2 separate regions of the Homo sapiens genome follow, and region 1 is linked to region 2. Evidence: chromatin contacts called from ENCODE Hi-C data. All regions are on one chromosome and are shown on one strand. The core of a region is the stretch at or near the end of the contact, and the rest is flanking DNA. Distances in the headings are between cores, read along the strand shown.

What was found. Hi-C counts contacts between places; a loop is a spot of excess contacts on that map. Pooled maps may share reads with other maps.
Region 1: a map of PC-9 shows a loop between it and region 2 (5-fold over the local background). The contact joins two enhancer-like sites. A Hi-C loop is called at or near these places in 1 of 168 maps with a recorded cell type or tissue (PC-9), 1 of 37 single-sample maps with no recorded cell type and 5 of 50 pooled maps.

Annotation. Positions count from the first base shown.
Region 1 is chr20:58,865,793-58,872,905 of GRCh38, reverse strand. It overlaps LOC101927932 (a long non-coding RNA gene), which reads left to right. Exons shown (of 5, transcript NR_126334.1): 4 at 5,334-5,420. It also overlaps a transcript of GNAS not described here. Among named protein-coding and RNA genes, the nearest start is that of GNAS, 22 kb to the left of the region's middle. Within about 2 kb of position 2,450, at least 2 of the 41 ENCODE cell types and tissues checked have a DNase peak (open chromatin) inside an H3K27ac peak, as active enhancers do.
Region 2 is chr20:58,234,970-58,242,019 of GRCh38, reverse strand. It overlaps the pseudogene PPP4R1L. Among named protein-coding and RNA genes, the nearest start is that of ANKRD60, 9.8 kb to the right of the region's middle. RefSeq lists an enhancer at 56-556 and a silencer at 4,846-4,895. Within about 2 kb of position 4,824, at least 11 of the 41 ENCODE cell types and tissues checked have a DNase peak (open chromatin) inside an H3K27ac peak, as active enhancers do.

The DNA of each region.
Region 1 (7,113 bases), core at 1,201-3,700, 630 kb before region 2:
ATGAAATTTTGATTTTATTTTTTTTCTCTTGAGCTGATGAATGAAGCCCAGGACATAGAAAGGCAGCTGACGGAATATTTTCCCCACCAATGCCAGGAAGCTGAAGGTCTGCTCTTGTGATTTGCATCTGGCTGTGATGTTCTCTCTCTGCCCCCCACCCTCACCCCAGCACAGAGCAATCAACCTTGTCCCTGTTCTCCTCTGGCTGAATTCCCCCCTTTTCTCTTCCCCTCACCTTTCCTTGCTGAACAGAATTGTCTTCCCTCTCTAATGAACATAACCCAAGAGAATAAAACTTGTTTTTCAAAGTGGGGAGGGGGAATGGGAGGAAGAAAGGAAGGAAGGGAGGAAGGAAGGAAAAAGAAAAAAAGAAAACAATGCCTACAGTGGGTCTGGCTGGAACCCAATTCTCAAGGACATCGATTTGTAAAATTCAAAGGTTTCCCCAACATCAAAGATCTATACTTAACTTATAGGATGCTCACTTTTAACCTTAGGGTTTGCTTTGTTTTGTTCTGGATAATTATCAAATTTAAAAATTTATGATTTTTTTTTTTAAAGAACTAGAAGGTTCTCTGTGTGCCAGACTTTCTAAAACAAAACAAAACCACTTAGTGGGATAAGGCATGTGAAAACACTTGTGCTCCATGAAGTGTGCTACATGCAGTGTGTTCCTAACTTTAAAATAAAACAAAAATTGGACCATCGTTTTAGAATCAGGAGGTAAACACTTGGGAAAGCAATAAGAGGTGAGAGGGCAGTGGTCAGAGCTCAGAGGGTGGTGGTGGCCCCCGTCTTGGCACACAAGAGAGGCCTCTGTCCCAGCTCTTCTGGTTGGCACTTGAACGAACAAGGGACCTCATGGGGCAGTGAGATGGGGAGGAGAGGATGCCCCAGCCTGGATTGTGAACCTGCCTCTCCTCCCCGTACTCCTGTCCGGTCTAGCCAGCCTGGCCCCTCAGCTGTGCCAGCCACACCCTCCTTGGCAGCGCTCCACCCCCTGCCTGGTAGAAGGATAATCACTTGCAACCTGATCCTCTCCTCTGTTCTGGACTAGAAGTTCCTAGAGGGCAAGGACCCCATTTGGTGCTTAGAGCTAAACTTGGCAAAGGCACTCTTTTCTTTTTTCTTTTCTTCTCTTTTTTCTTTTCCTTTCTTTTCTTTTCTCCCCCTCCCTCCTCCCTCCCTTCCTTCTTCCTTCCTTCTCTCTTTCCTTTCCCTCTTTTTTCCTCCTCTCTCTCCCTTTTAATTTTTTTGGTTTTTTTTTTGTTGTTTGTTTTTTTTTTTTTTTTCGACGGAGTATCATTCTTGTTGCCCAGGATGGAGTGCAATGGCACAATCTCGGCTCACTGCAAACCCTGCCTCCCGGGTTCAAGCGATTCTCCTGTCTCAGCCTCCCGAGTAGCTAGAATTACAGGCATGCGCCACCATGCCCAGCTAATTTTGTATTTTTAGTAGAGATGATGTTTCTCCATGTTAGTCAGGCTGGTCTTGAACTCCTGACCTCAGGTGATCTGCCCACCTCGGCCTCCCAAAGTGCTGGGATTACAGGCGTGAACCACTGCTCCCTTTCAAATTTTTAAATTTAATCTCTATTTACTTCTTTCCTTCCGTTTGCACCTTAATTTCTCTTTGTCTCTCTCTTTCAACAATAAACAACTGGCCAAAGGGAATTGGTTTTAATTTCTGAGTCGTTCACAAGGACCCCGGGATTTCAAAAGATCAGAGAAGGAAAAACAAAGGGAGGGAACCTCAATTCTTTCCCTGCTCTTCCCCGCTAGCGAAAGGACTGAACAAGTGAAAGAACTGTGGAAGGACGATGGCGAACATGGAAGAGCTCTAAGGAAACTGTCCTGTAGTGTGTGTTTGTGGAGCAGGGGGATTAATATGAAACTGCACACCATGATTCATGCCCTCTCAAAACTATGCATACACCTGAGTAAAGAACAGGGGGAGATAATGATCAGTAAAATCACAGCAGGGTGAGGGTAGGCTGGGGGGATTTCCTGTAATATTATGATGTCATTTTAACAATAAATACAACTAGAAGAAAAGGCGCCCGGCCAAGTGTGGGATGTGGGTTCCATGTCATGTGGGAAGCGAAAGTGGGCAGTTGGGCCCCAGAAGGGAGAGTTCTAAGAGGGTGTGGTTCCCTCTAAGGGAGGGATTTGTGCGTCTGGCGCAGGGAGAAGACTGACCAAGAAAGCCACCAAATAAACAGACCAAACCCCCAACCACCCCTCCCCTGAGAAAAGCACAGAATGGCTGTATTGGTGTTAAAAGTAAGGTCCCCGGGACCCAAGACAGGATGAGAGCCCCAACCAAAACACCCTGGAAACATGGGGCTTTTTTTCCATTTGGGCATCCTACATTTCATCTAGAGAATTCCAAGATCCCAATTTCTGAGAGCAGACCCAGCCATTCTGAGCTCTCTGCTGACCTCTGGTGGGGAGGAGCTCCCATGGCCCAGGAAAGGTTGGAAAGAGGCAGCCACCTGCCCTGGCCTCCTCTGTTCCCCACGGTCTACAGGGTCACCTGCCCTCAGCCACCACTCAGGGCTAGAAGTCAGGGACTGTGAGGAGGAGAAAGTGCAAGAAAAGCTTTAAAGAATCCTCAGAGGAATATGGGCATAAGAGAATCATGTTGTAGGAAAGTTATCAAGTAAAAGAAAATTTTTTAAATAGATGGGTGGGAGGGACGTTTACCTTAAATCAACCCTGTGTATTCAGTTTCTTTAACTTTACAATCTTAAGAGAGAGGGGAGAAAGAATGTGTATATGAATGGGGTATGGAGGGTAAATTTGATCAGAAAGAAATAAATTCCCATTGGAGGACTTTGTAGGTCCTTGTGTGGGAGGCCTGTGTGGCCCTTCTCAAATAGATGACCTCATCATTTTCCAGCTGCTGGGTGGGGTGGTGCAGGGGGCAGAAATGGAAGGGAATGGCAACGGTACCTGTTCTTGGAACCAAGGAATTTGACCCAGACACCATCGGACCCAGCTTCCCCTCCCGTGGAAACGAGGCCTAAAGAAGCCAGAAGTGGCCTGCCCCAAGGCAGTGCTGAGCCTGAGATGGACAGTAGGGGTCCCATCCTTAGAGAGGACACCTTCGCTAGTGAGAATGCCCCAGTGTGCCGTGAAGCACTGAGAAGTGGAGAGGGGTTGAGGAGGGGAAGAACTTAAAACTAGCCCTGAGGTCTCAGAGATCCTGAAAAACACAATGATACTTGCATGAATGGAAAAGCAATGATGTATCCCTAGCAAGTCCCTTCTCTGTAAACAATCATTGACCATGCACCTCAAATTCTACTTCATCTCTCCATATTGTCTTAAATGCTAACTTCTCCAGGTAGGCCCCTTAGATTTCCCTGGTGGAAACTGGAGCTCTGCTCACCTATGAACCTCTTTTCTAGCCCTTGATTGAGGTGTGAAAGAGTTTACCACCAAACTCTGCTCCCACAAAGATTCTCCCGGTGATTGGGACCCAGAAACTATTAATTATTTACCAAAGGACAACAGAGGGCCCTACCATTTGATTTCCTATACAATCTGCCATTTTGGAACAGACATTTAAAAAAATTTGTGTTGGATAGGGGGTTGGCATACCTCATCTATTGAAACTTTATAAGATAATTAAATAAGTTTTAAAGTGAGAAAGACATCCCTCCTGTTTTTTCAATTGAGAAAAACTAGAACCAGGGATTTGTCCAAGATCTCAGGACCAGTTCCCAGGAGAACCGGGGCACCAGGGCGGTGAATCTGGAGGTTACCTGATCGTGTGCTTTCCTGCCTTGGCTAAGATCTTCAGATCCACTCGTTAAAAGTTGCCGGGATTTGTCCTTAGATGTCAATTGCTCAACTGAAACCTTTTAAAAACATTCCTCAGCCTTAGGGGCAGGGGCCGTGTCCTTGGGAAGGAGGATTTAGGGAGGGGGATGCGGGTTCTGCCTTAGGCGCCGGCGCAAGGGTGAATTTTTGAAAGCCAGGCTGTCAATCGTAAAAGCCGAGCGCCATCTGCCAGCCGGTTCTGAGTAGCCTTGCTTTCTTTCATTGTTTCCACTTCCCAGCCCTGAATAATTTGTGTTCTCATTTATTTCCCTCCAAAAAAAAGGTAGTTCCTGCTCAGAAAGTCCCCCCAAAATAAGAACCCCATTTAAAAATAAATCTTAGAAGAGAGTGAGAGAGCGAGAAAACAAAGGAAAAGTGAGAAAGAAATTCGAGAACTCCTTAGGAGGCTGCTTTCCGTTCTCCCCTTTCTGGATTGTGAAACTTCTGAGAAAATGAGAGATGAGCCCCCTTTCTTCAACTAAGGCAGCCCTAATGGTCTTGCTTCTTCTTTCTGACCTCTCACCTTCTTGTGGCGAGCAGATGCCCCACTTTGAGCCTGCCTTAACATCTGAAATCAGACCCTAACTCTGGGGAATCAAGATTGCAGGGCCAGAAAAAAAAAAAAAGCTGGCTGCGGTGGTTCACGCCTGTAATCCCAGCACTTTGGGAGGCCAAGGTGGGCGGATCATCTGAAGTCAGGAGTTGGAGACCAGCCTGGCTAACATGGTGAAACCCCATCTCTACTAAAAAGACAAATATTGGCAGGGCACGGTGGCTCACGCCTGTAATCCCAGCACTTTGGGAGGCTGAGGCAGGGGGATCACCTGAGATCGGGAGTTTGAGACCAGCCTGACCAACATGGAGAACCCCATCACTACTAAAAATACATAATTAGCTATGTGTGGTGGCGTGCGCCTGTAGTACCAGCTACTCAGGAAGCTGAGGCAGGAGAATTGCTTGAACCTGGGAGGTGGAGGTTGCAGTGAGCCAAGATCATGCCACTTCACTCCAGCCTGGGTGACAGAGCAAGACTCCATCTCAAAAAAAAAAAAAAAAGAAAGAAAGAAACAGGAGAGGTGTCCACTATCTGCTATATGTTAGCTTAAGTCTGAGGCTGAGATGCCTGCAAGCCTTTTGGATTCATCCCTGGCACCTGAGTTCCAAGTCTCAATCTCAAGCCTCCTTTCTCAAGCTGTCCCTGTCCTGCCCCCATCTTGTGTCTTGACTTTCTCATACATAAAGCTGAACACAGAGATACCCTCTGCTTCTTCCCTGACAACTCATCAAATTTAAGGTGCTCTCCTGACCATGGCAGGACCCCAGGAATACTTGGCAGAATCATTCCTAAATGGGGCCTTGTCAATACTTTCAAGAATCAAACTTTAGCCTTTTCCCGATGTCAGCTTGGCAAATTCATGGAATCCTAGAATAAAGTTCTATAATCAACCAAGGTCCCAGGAATGAGAACCCCCAACTTCTAACCCAGTGCTGTTTGTACTATTCTAGGACCCTCCCAAAGAGCTGGAGCTCCTCTGCCCACTGCCTCCCCCATCAGATCAGACCTATGGTAGAAGACAGCAAGGAGTAAACGCTGTAAGCTCACAAACACCAAACTGCCCTAGGATGAACGATTTCGTAAGAGCGCTCCAGAATGACTGGATCCCATCAGGAACATTTCCAAAGACTCCCACTCAGAAAGGGGAGCCCTCCTGGGAGTGTCCATCCTAAAACCCACACTGGCCATTTGTTTTGCAAAACAAAATGATCTAATGTGCTTCCTTTTAGCAGCTAAAAATGCTTAATTATAAATAGCTAGAAGTTTTCTGGCAATCCAACTTTTAAAAATTTTCCCCTAACGTCTGGCATTTGTTTTTGGGTTCTGCCCTGAGTCTTCTAAGCATTTGCTTGGAAAGATGTTGCACTTTCGCAGGCAAAATTTCAAAATCAACATTCAAGAAGCTTGCCTTTGGTAATTTCTAGGATTCTGCAGTAAGGAGGTTTTATAGTTAGGGGACACTTTGCTTAGCTGAACTTGTGACATAAAAAGCTAGTCTTCAGACAAGTTTTGATTTCAAATGATACTTTAAATTTTACATGTCTGATATATAATTTATCAAACTACCAATATATTTCTACACCTTCCCCTAAAGAAATCCTGATAGTAAAAGCTAAAGTGTTGAAATACACCTGCATGTCTGGAGTGGAGAGTGGTCATTGTCTATCTATTTATTTATTTTTCTGGCCTTTGCAATGAAGTCAGAGGTCATAAATTTGAAACTCCCTAGGGAAAAAAAAAAAAGAAAAAAATCTCCTTTGTTTGAAAAAATTAGATCCCTAATGAATCTGTTTCAGTTGTTACAATCAGATGTTTCAATTTGAAAACTTGATGAGATGAATTCAGATGTTACAATCTGAAAACTCTATAGAAAGACCAAATGGGGGCAAAAATGTAAATGTGTTATGTCAAAATATAACAAAGAAGTTATAAAGTCCCCTTCCATAATGGTTACTTGAGAGAGGCTGGTCAGATGCAAATTAGGGGCTTAGACCACTGTTTAAAATTAAGATCACAATTTAGTCCTATTATGATTATTCCAAGAAATAATGGTTACAGAGTCTGCCCTAGGATGGAGAAGGGGGTGTCCACTTTATCAGAGACCAAGCGCAAGACTCTTGACCAGGAAATGTCCTTGGATTGTTACTTCTATTGGCTTAGCTATGTATTATTCCTGAGAGATCTTATGCTCTTTCTCAGTCCAGTCATTCAGAGCCGTTCCTTCCACTGCCCCTCTCTCCTGCAATCTAACTGTCTGTCTTGAAAGATCAGTTGCTGAAAGTTTATAGGTCACCTCCATGCAGTAGGCTGGTTCTCTATGGGCCTGAGACTAGGGAGACCCAGCAACTGGGGCCCACACACTGCTTGCTGGTGTGTACACATTATCAGTTAAAGGCTCTGCTGTTGTTTTGGGGAACACATATAAAGTGGGGCTCCTGCCACCCTAGAGCTGATACGTTGTCAGCAGCCATCTGACAGATGGGTCCTTCGTGTCTTGGCATCCTTCTCTACAATGCAGAGTGAATTAATTGAGTGTGCACCAGTCAGAGAGAGAATTCCTAGCCTGCTACAGGAAAAGGCATCCTTAAGAAACCCTAAGTGGAAGATGTGATCATTTAAGGGTAAAGGCTATTTAAGCATTGATTTAGCCTAGCTATGGGACTGACTTGGTTAATCAAAGTCAGCTCACTATTTACTTCCCTGAAATAATTTCCTTTTCTATTCTAGTTA
Region 2 (7,050 bases), core at 3,575-6,074:
TTCCCACTTGTCTCTTTTGAAGAACAAGGACACCCCAGGCGGGAAACCACCTCCCTGCCCTCTCCTTCTGCCTCCCTCTTCCTGGCCACAGTCACGGTGTGCATTCATGGGTTGAGCATGGTGAACTGGGCAGAAACATGGGAGCCCCCTGAGTCGGGATCCTGCTAGAAAGAAGGCTGCTGGATGCTGAGTGGTGGGTGCACAGGTAGCCAGCCAGCATGGTGTCCCACTGGGGTTTGGGGAACTCACAATACCTTCTGGAGGTGCCATGACTTGTGGTGATTTGCTTAAGCCTTGATTTGGCTCCTGGATTAAGTGCTGCACATATGCTTGCACTGAAGACTTTGGAATAAAATTAATTTCTAAAGGGATAATAGTGATTCTAATGACACATCTTGTTACTATATGTGAATTTATTAATAATAAGACCACAAGAAATTGAGGTCTTAGGTTTTTATACCAAAATATTTCTGTTTTATCATGTCCTCTGTTAAAATAAATAGTACATATCAGTGAAAACCTTGGGAATTGAAGGTTCTGGTGGCGCGCCTCAGAGCAAACGAAGCATCTATCGGTGTGTTAATCGACTTTCCTGGATCATACATTGAGCTGATTTGTCAGAATCCATTAAGCTGGTAGACAGTATGACATTTCAAGTGCAACTTGGAAATCCATGTTATGGTTGAAGGAGAAGGTCAGGTCCATCTCAGTTAATGTTAATCAACGATCAGAGACCAAAATGTCACCATTGAATGTTCTTGTTCATTTTAATTGTTTACCTAATGTAAAGGTTTATCAGCGAACATCAGGAGTGTTTGTACCTGTGAAAATCTAGGACAATTTTCTGATTAAATACTCCTGTATCAGCCACATCTTTTCTCTCAGATTCATTGGGTTCCCCAGCCCCCATCCTCTTTCAGGGACCCACCATTGCTGCAATCCCTGATTACCAAGAAATGCTGGAGGTGCTGGCTCTACCACTTCTTGCAAACCTCACCCTTCTGGAGTAGTCTGTGCCTTAAACATGTGAATATTACTTAAAGGTGTTGGTTAGCCATACCAGGGAGTCCCTAGGGCATAAGGAATAGTGGATGCAAACTCACAGGGTTGCTCCTCAGTGCTTTCACTTTAGCCTTTGTATTTCTGTAAGGACCTCCAGCAGTCTTGAAATTAAAATGTATGAAATCAATTTTCCTTTGCACTTAAAAGAACTGGTTTATACAGTATCATATGTAACTGTGCAAATGTAATTTTTAACATCTGGAAAGATACCATTGACTTCAAGGAAAGCTTTTGCCTTGGCTTACAGAAGTAATTTCTGGCATTGAAAAAGGACTCTTTGAAGGGGAAGTGACAGGACAGCTGCTTCCTTTGGAGCAAATTGGTAACATGTCCAATCAACTCTGTAGGATCCAGGTGGACCCAGAAATGGAACCAGTGACCATCTGGAGACTGACCAGAGGCAGGATCCCACCCCACTTGAAGAGAATAAATCTAAATTACAGGTTCGTTTCTTTCGGGGGCGGGGGGGCGGGGAGGCAACTCAAAACTGTGTATTTTCTTAAAGTTAACTTTAAGAATTGGAACCAAATATTTTTTCTTCTATCAATATTGATTACATATTTTAATTCATATTTCGTGTTGCTAATTGTAAAAAATTAATTGTAAGGTAGTGTTTAAGCTTCTGAACAATCTATAATAGTGTTTTCAATAAAGCAAACTAATATGAGAAAAAAATAAGACATCTAACACTGATTTGATTGAGTTCTATCTCAGTCAAGCACAGTCAAACATAGACGTGATTATCAGAGTATAAGGTCTCAGGTGCTAGGTTCTTGGGGCAGTTGTAAGAAAAGAGAAGGCAGTCTCCATTCTCAAGAGCTGGATGTACCAGCCTAAGCAGACATTGCTGTCTAGACTGTCCTCTATGATATCAAATATTGTGCCAATCTTAAGAAGATGAGTTTTGGGTGTTGCTTTCACTTCAAGCAAAATTGAAAACCCACTCTCTGGAGAAAACAGAGTTGGCAATCTGAAGCCCTTTGGCTTTAGGAAGGCCTCATGTTCCTCTCACATTTCTGCTTTATTGTTTTCACCTCTAAACTCCAAACTCCTTGTTTTTCATGAGTATTTTCCTGCATTCACGATGGCCTCCTTTCTCTCTCATTTCCCAGGATGTAATACCTCAGCCGCTGCTAGATCAGTATGTGTCCATGACTGACCCAGCTCGAGCCCAGACTGTCGATACTGACATAGCCAAACACTGTGCCTACAGCCTCCCAGGGGTGGCACTGACCCTGGGCAGGCAAAATTGGCACTGCCTGAAAGATACATATGAAACACTGGCTTCTGATGTACAGGTAAAAGCCTTTCCAGAGGCACGTGCAGAAAGAGGGTGGGTCATTCATTAGGGAGAAAAGGGAAGCTGCAGCAAGGCTTATTGGCCTGAATTTTATGTGGATGCAAATTGGCATGTTTACTGGTCTCTGATGAAATAAAGCTTTAAGTGGCCAACACCTGGCAGTATTCATTTTGCTCCAAAAATGCCATGTAAGATACGGAAGAGGTTGAATTGCACTTGCTTGTCGTGATTCGTGTGTCTGCTATGCACCCCTAGTGGAAGGTACGGCGAGCCCTAGCCTTCTCCATTCACGAGCTGGCTGTGATTCTTGGGGATCAGTTAACAGCAGCTGACCTGGTGCCTATCTTCAATGGATTTTTAAAGGATCTGGATGAAGTGCGAATAGGAGTTCTTAGACACCTGTATGATTTTCTAAAGGTAGGAAGAAGGGTTAAAAGCAAAAAACAAGCCTCCTCTCTCCGAATCAAATTTGTGAAGCCCTGGATGTCTATGGTGTCAGTGAAAAAAACAATGCAGTTTTTAGCTTTCTTTAGCTGAAATGTACCATCCATAATCTTAAAGTGGATGTTCTTTCAGTGATGGGTAAATATTTTAAACTTTTTTCTCCTCATTTTCCTGTCCATTAGAGTTTTAATTCTGTGGAAGATGGTAGACACAAAGCCTAGCACACTCTTTGCAAAAGAAGAAATCAAGGCCCCCAGGTAGTGACCTGACTTGCCCAGAAGTCACCCAGGGGAAGAGCCTGGGCTGAAGTCCAACCTCTGTTCTGCATGAAGCACTTTTTCTGCAAGTCGCTGCTGCTTCCCTTCTGGCTTCCCCCCCTCCCCCCCAAACGAACGATGAATATAAAAAATAAGAGTTTAAAAATGACCTAGAGAAACTAATTACTCTCATCCACATGACCAAGAGCTGCCCTTCACGGACTCTGGTGTGCGCTGCTCCAGCTGAGTCTCTCCTCTCCTGGTGCCGAGCAGCCTCGCTCCCTGGGAAGCGGCAGTGGCACACTGTCTTCCAAACACACACAGACTGGGTTTTTGTTTGTCTGTTTTTTTGTTTTTAGATAGGAAATTACTAAAGCAGGAAGACCTCAGGGGCATTCAGAAATACATAATAAGCACATGTCCTAGCCAGGGGAAAAGGTTGGAGGTGTTCAGGGATGCATTTGATGTCAGTGTACAGCAGTGTTCATTCGCAGCCACGCTGCGTGATAGATGACGAGGTGTAGGGGAAATGCAAAAGTTCTTGCCAGTGACAAATGTATAATTGGAAGTGGAATAAAAGGGGGCATTTGGGGTCATTTTGAAGGATTATACATGTTTGTTTATATATACATTTTTAAAAAATAGTTGCTTCATGAAGACAAGAGGAGAGACTATCTTTATCAGCTTCAAGAATTTGTAGTGACTGATAACAGCAGGAATTGGAGGTTTCGATATGAACTAGCAGAGTAAGTAAAAACATATTTGGGGATATGAGAAAGCAAACTAGATGGAATAAATCTTAATTTTCTTACCATATAATTGATTTCTAAAGCAGCAGCAATAGTGTTCTTTTAGATAAAGAGATTATGTTTTTATTAAGGTATAAACAGAATTCCAAAAACCCTGAGTTACAAATACCACAGTCTCCGGGGAGACATTCATTTTCAGATGAAGACAGGGCTTGAGTCACTTTCGAATTAGAGTGTTCTGCTGTTCTAGAAGGCAATTTATTTGAACCAAATAAAAGATGAATCACCCACTCTTCAGTGTTTTCCTATTAATCGGAGCAGTTTTTACCAGAGCTTTCCTGAACATTCTGAGTGTGGTCCTCTCCGTAGGGTACAGCATGCTTAATGCCCTTTAGCTACTGTGGGAGACAGGAAGGGGTCTAACCCAGATGAGATGATTATGAAACAAAAAGGTTCCCCAAGGTGGCTCCTATCTGCACATCATTTTGTGCCTGAAGGAGTTATTTAATTCTGTCTTGAGCTGGCAAAAGGAATGTTCCAGGCTTTAGTGATGATGAAAGGGTGGAAGCATCAGTTTAAATAACTCCCCTTCCTAAGGTATATAATGTGCCTTTCACGGTGTGGAGGGAATTTGTTTGTGGCAGTTGTTGTTTGGGTTTTAGTTTTTACCTTGTTTTCATTTCGGTGTCTTTAGTTTTCATTTTTCTCATCCACAACTAGAAATCTCTCAAATAATTGTCTTCCCTGAATAAATTCATCAGGCTTTTGCAGCTATTCAGGATATGATTTGGCTGATGCCAGGGGCAAACCGAAAGCCTTTCTCTTTGCTGTGGTCTTTAATCATTCTGCTTAATTTGAGAGATTGAGGTTTCAGTCATTTTACCATGTTCCCAGCATCCTGTTCTGAGTCGAGAAAAACAGGCCCACGTTTTCCATGAAAGCAGTGCGACCTCTAGCGGCGGCGCACGGGAAGTAGGCGCGCTCGGTGCCCGGCGGGGCTTCCCCGGGTGGTTGCGCGGCCCCAGTGCCCGACCACGTTATCTAGCCCCCTACGCGCCCTATCTCCCATCTCCCGGCTTATTGAAGCCACAGCGACTGATATGAATTCTGTGCTCCGGTGCCCATGATATTGGTATCATGTTTTTGAAAACGGTGCTTTTTGATATGAAAGTATTCACCAGCACTCCGGGCTTCTGGTTCTAACTTCCTCCCCATCTCTTTTTCATTTCCTTTCGTTGCCTGGGTGAAAGCAATGTCATTTATTTTCATGCCCTTCTCCCCATCCCCATTTAGAAAGTAGTGAAAGCTTTGGTAGTGGGTTTTCGCAGCCAGCCGTCTCCTGCATGCTTTTGTCTTTCGGAGTAAGGAGCACGCGCTCCCAGTTCTCTCCAAGCGGACCTCGCTGCAGTGAAACCACCTCGTGCTGCCAAGAGCCGCGAGCAGGAGCATCCGGTTCGGTTTGCAGTCGGAGAAACGCCGGGGCGGTCGTGCAATCTCAGAGTGTTCGCTTGATCTGTTGACCTTTGTGAACTTCAACATTCTGGCTATTTTTATGTTATCTGATTTTTAAAGTTTTATGTGCTTTTCAACTGATAACCTAAAATTGAAATATTAAATCTGTATTCATAAATTTCTCAGCCTCTATTTTACAGAGTTTATTTCCTTTTTGTTTGATTTGTATGTGTGTGAGATGAAGAATTAAAATTTTGTTCACATTTTTTTTGCATGGTCATTTTGCTCAGCTTTCTGCTGTTGGCATTTTACTGAAGACCGAAATCTTGCTGGGTCTTTTGCTGTTCATTTCCCAGCCTGGCTATTTTTATCTGTAAGATGAAATAACAGTAAAAAGAAATCAATAATTTTGTTTTTTTGCCCAAAAATAATGTTTTTTTTGTTGTTGTTTTTGTTGTTGTTGTTTTCCTTTTAATTTCAGACAGCTGATACTGATTCTGGAACTCTATAGTCCCAATGATGTTTATGATTACCTAATGCACATTGCCTTAAAGTTGTGTGCAGATCAAGTTTCTGAAGTTCGGTGGATCTCCTTCAAACTAGTAAGGAATCAGGGCATTTGCTCTGTGATTTTTACAAATAGGAATGTTGATGTATCTTCCATTTTAACTCTTTTAATTTTTCTGGGCTTACTTTGTCAGCTAACCTATGAAACTAGCTTTTAAAATTTGAAATTAGGAACTATATTATAGTTTTATCAATTTGTAGGATAGCTTTTTTTGTTATATGTTTCAGTGACGGCAATTGTGGAGTAATCCTTTTATATATGAAACTCTTTAAGCCATAGGTTAGTGTTTTTAAAATACAGGTTGATTTACAGCTTGGTTTTGTAGAAAAATATTTAGTGAGCAAAGACTCTGCTGTAGAAAAGCTGATCCTATTTTTTTATGTGGGCTTTACACCAGCTGAATACTGATGAAAAAAAATCACATTTGACAATATTGATTTTAAGATACTCTGATGGTATTAAAATTTTATAAAAATGACATGTTCTGAAAGGTAATGATTTAGTTATTAAGCAAGGGGACATGCTCTAAAATTTGGAACCTTAAGATTAAGAATGTATTTTTCTAATGTCAGTCTCCTTTGAAGTTTCATTTTTATGAAGGGTTTTATGTGTGTGTGTGTATTGCCTATATTTAAACATCTTTTTTCTCTGTGTTCTAATGATGACCGTGACAAAAATTACTTTCTCCTGCGCCTATAAATTCATTTTAAAGGTGGAAGGATGCATAAAAATGTCTAGTTTCCGTGTAGAGTAGTATTCGTAATTCAAATAGATGGCAGCATTTTAAATGTGCTCTTTTGATGTTTTTCACAGGTCGTGGCAATTCTGCAGAAGTTCTATTCCAACAGTGAAAGTGCATTGGGGTTAAATTTCATCAATGAGCTCATCATAAGGTTCCGGCACTGTTCTAAGTGGGTTGGAAGGCAAGCTTTCGCTTTCATTTGTCAGGTTAGCAAGACCCCGGGAGGGATCTACCCTGGGTAACATCTGCCACGTGATGAAATCAAGTTCACCAGACAGAGAATCTCAGCCTGGAGCACTAGCCAGGAACTGAGGAATTAGTTCACCTAGCCCTGTTATCTCACAGGACATTGGGACCAACCCAGTGTGGTGAAGGGACTTGCCCAGGGTTACCCCACTGGCATACTCATTTGCCACATAGCTATTGATTGAGTACCTACGATGGTCCAGACAGATTCTAGATGCTAAAGACAAAGT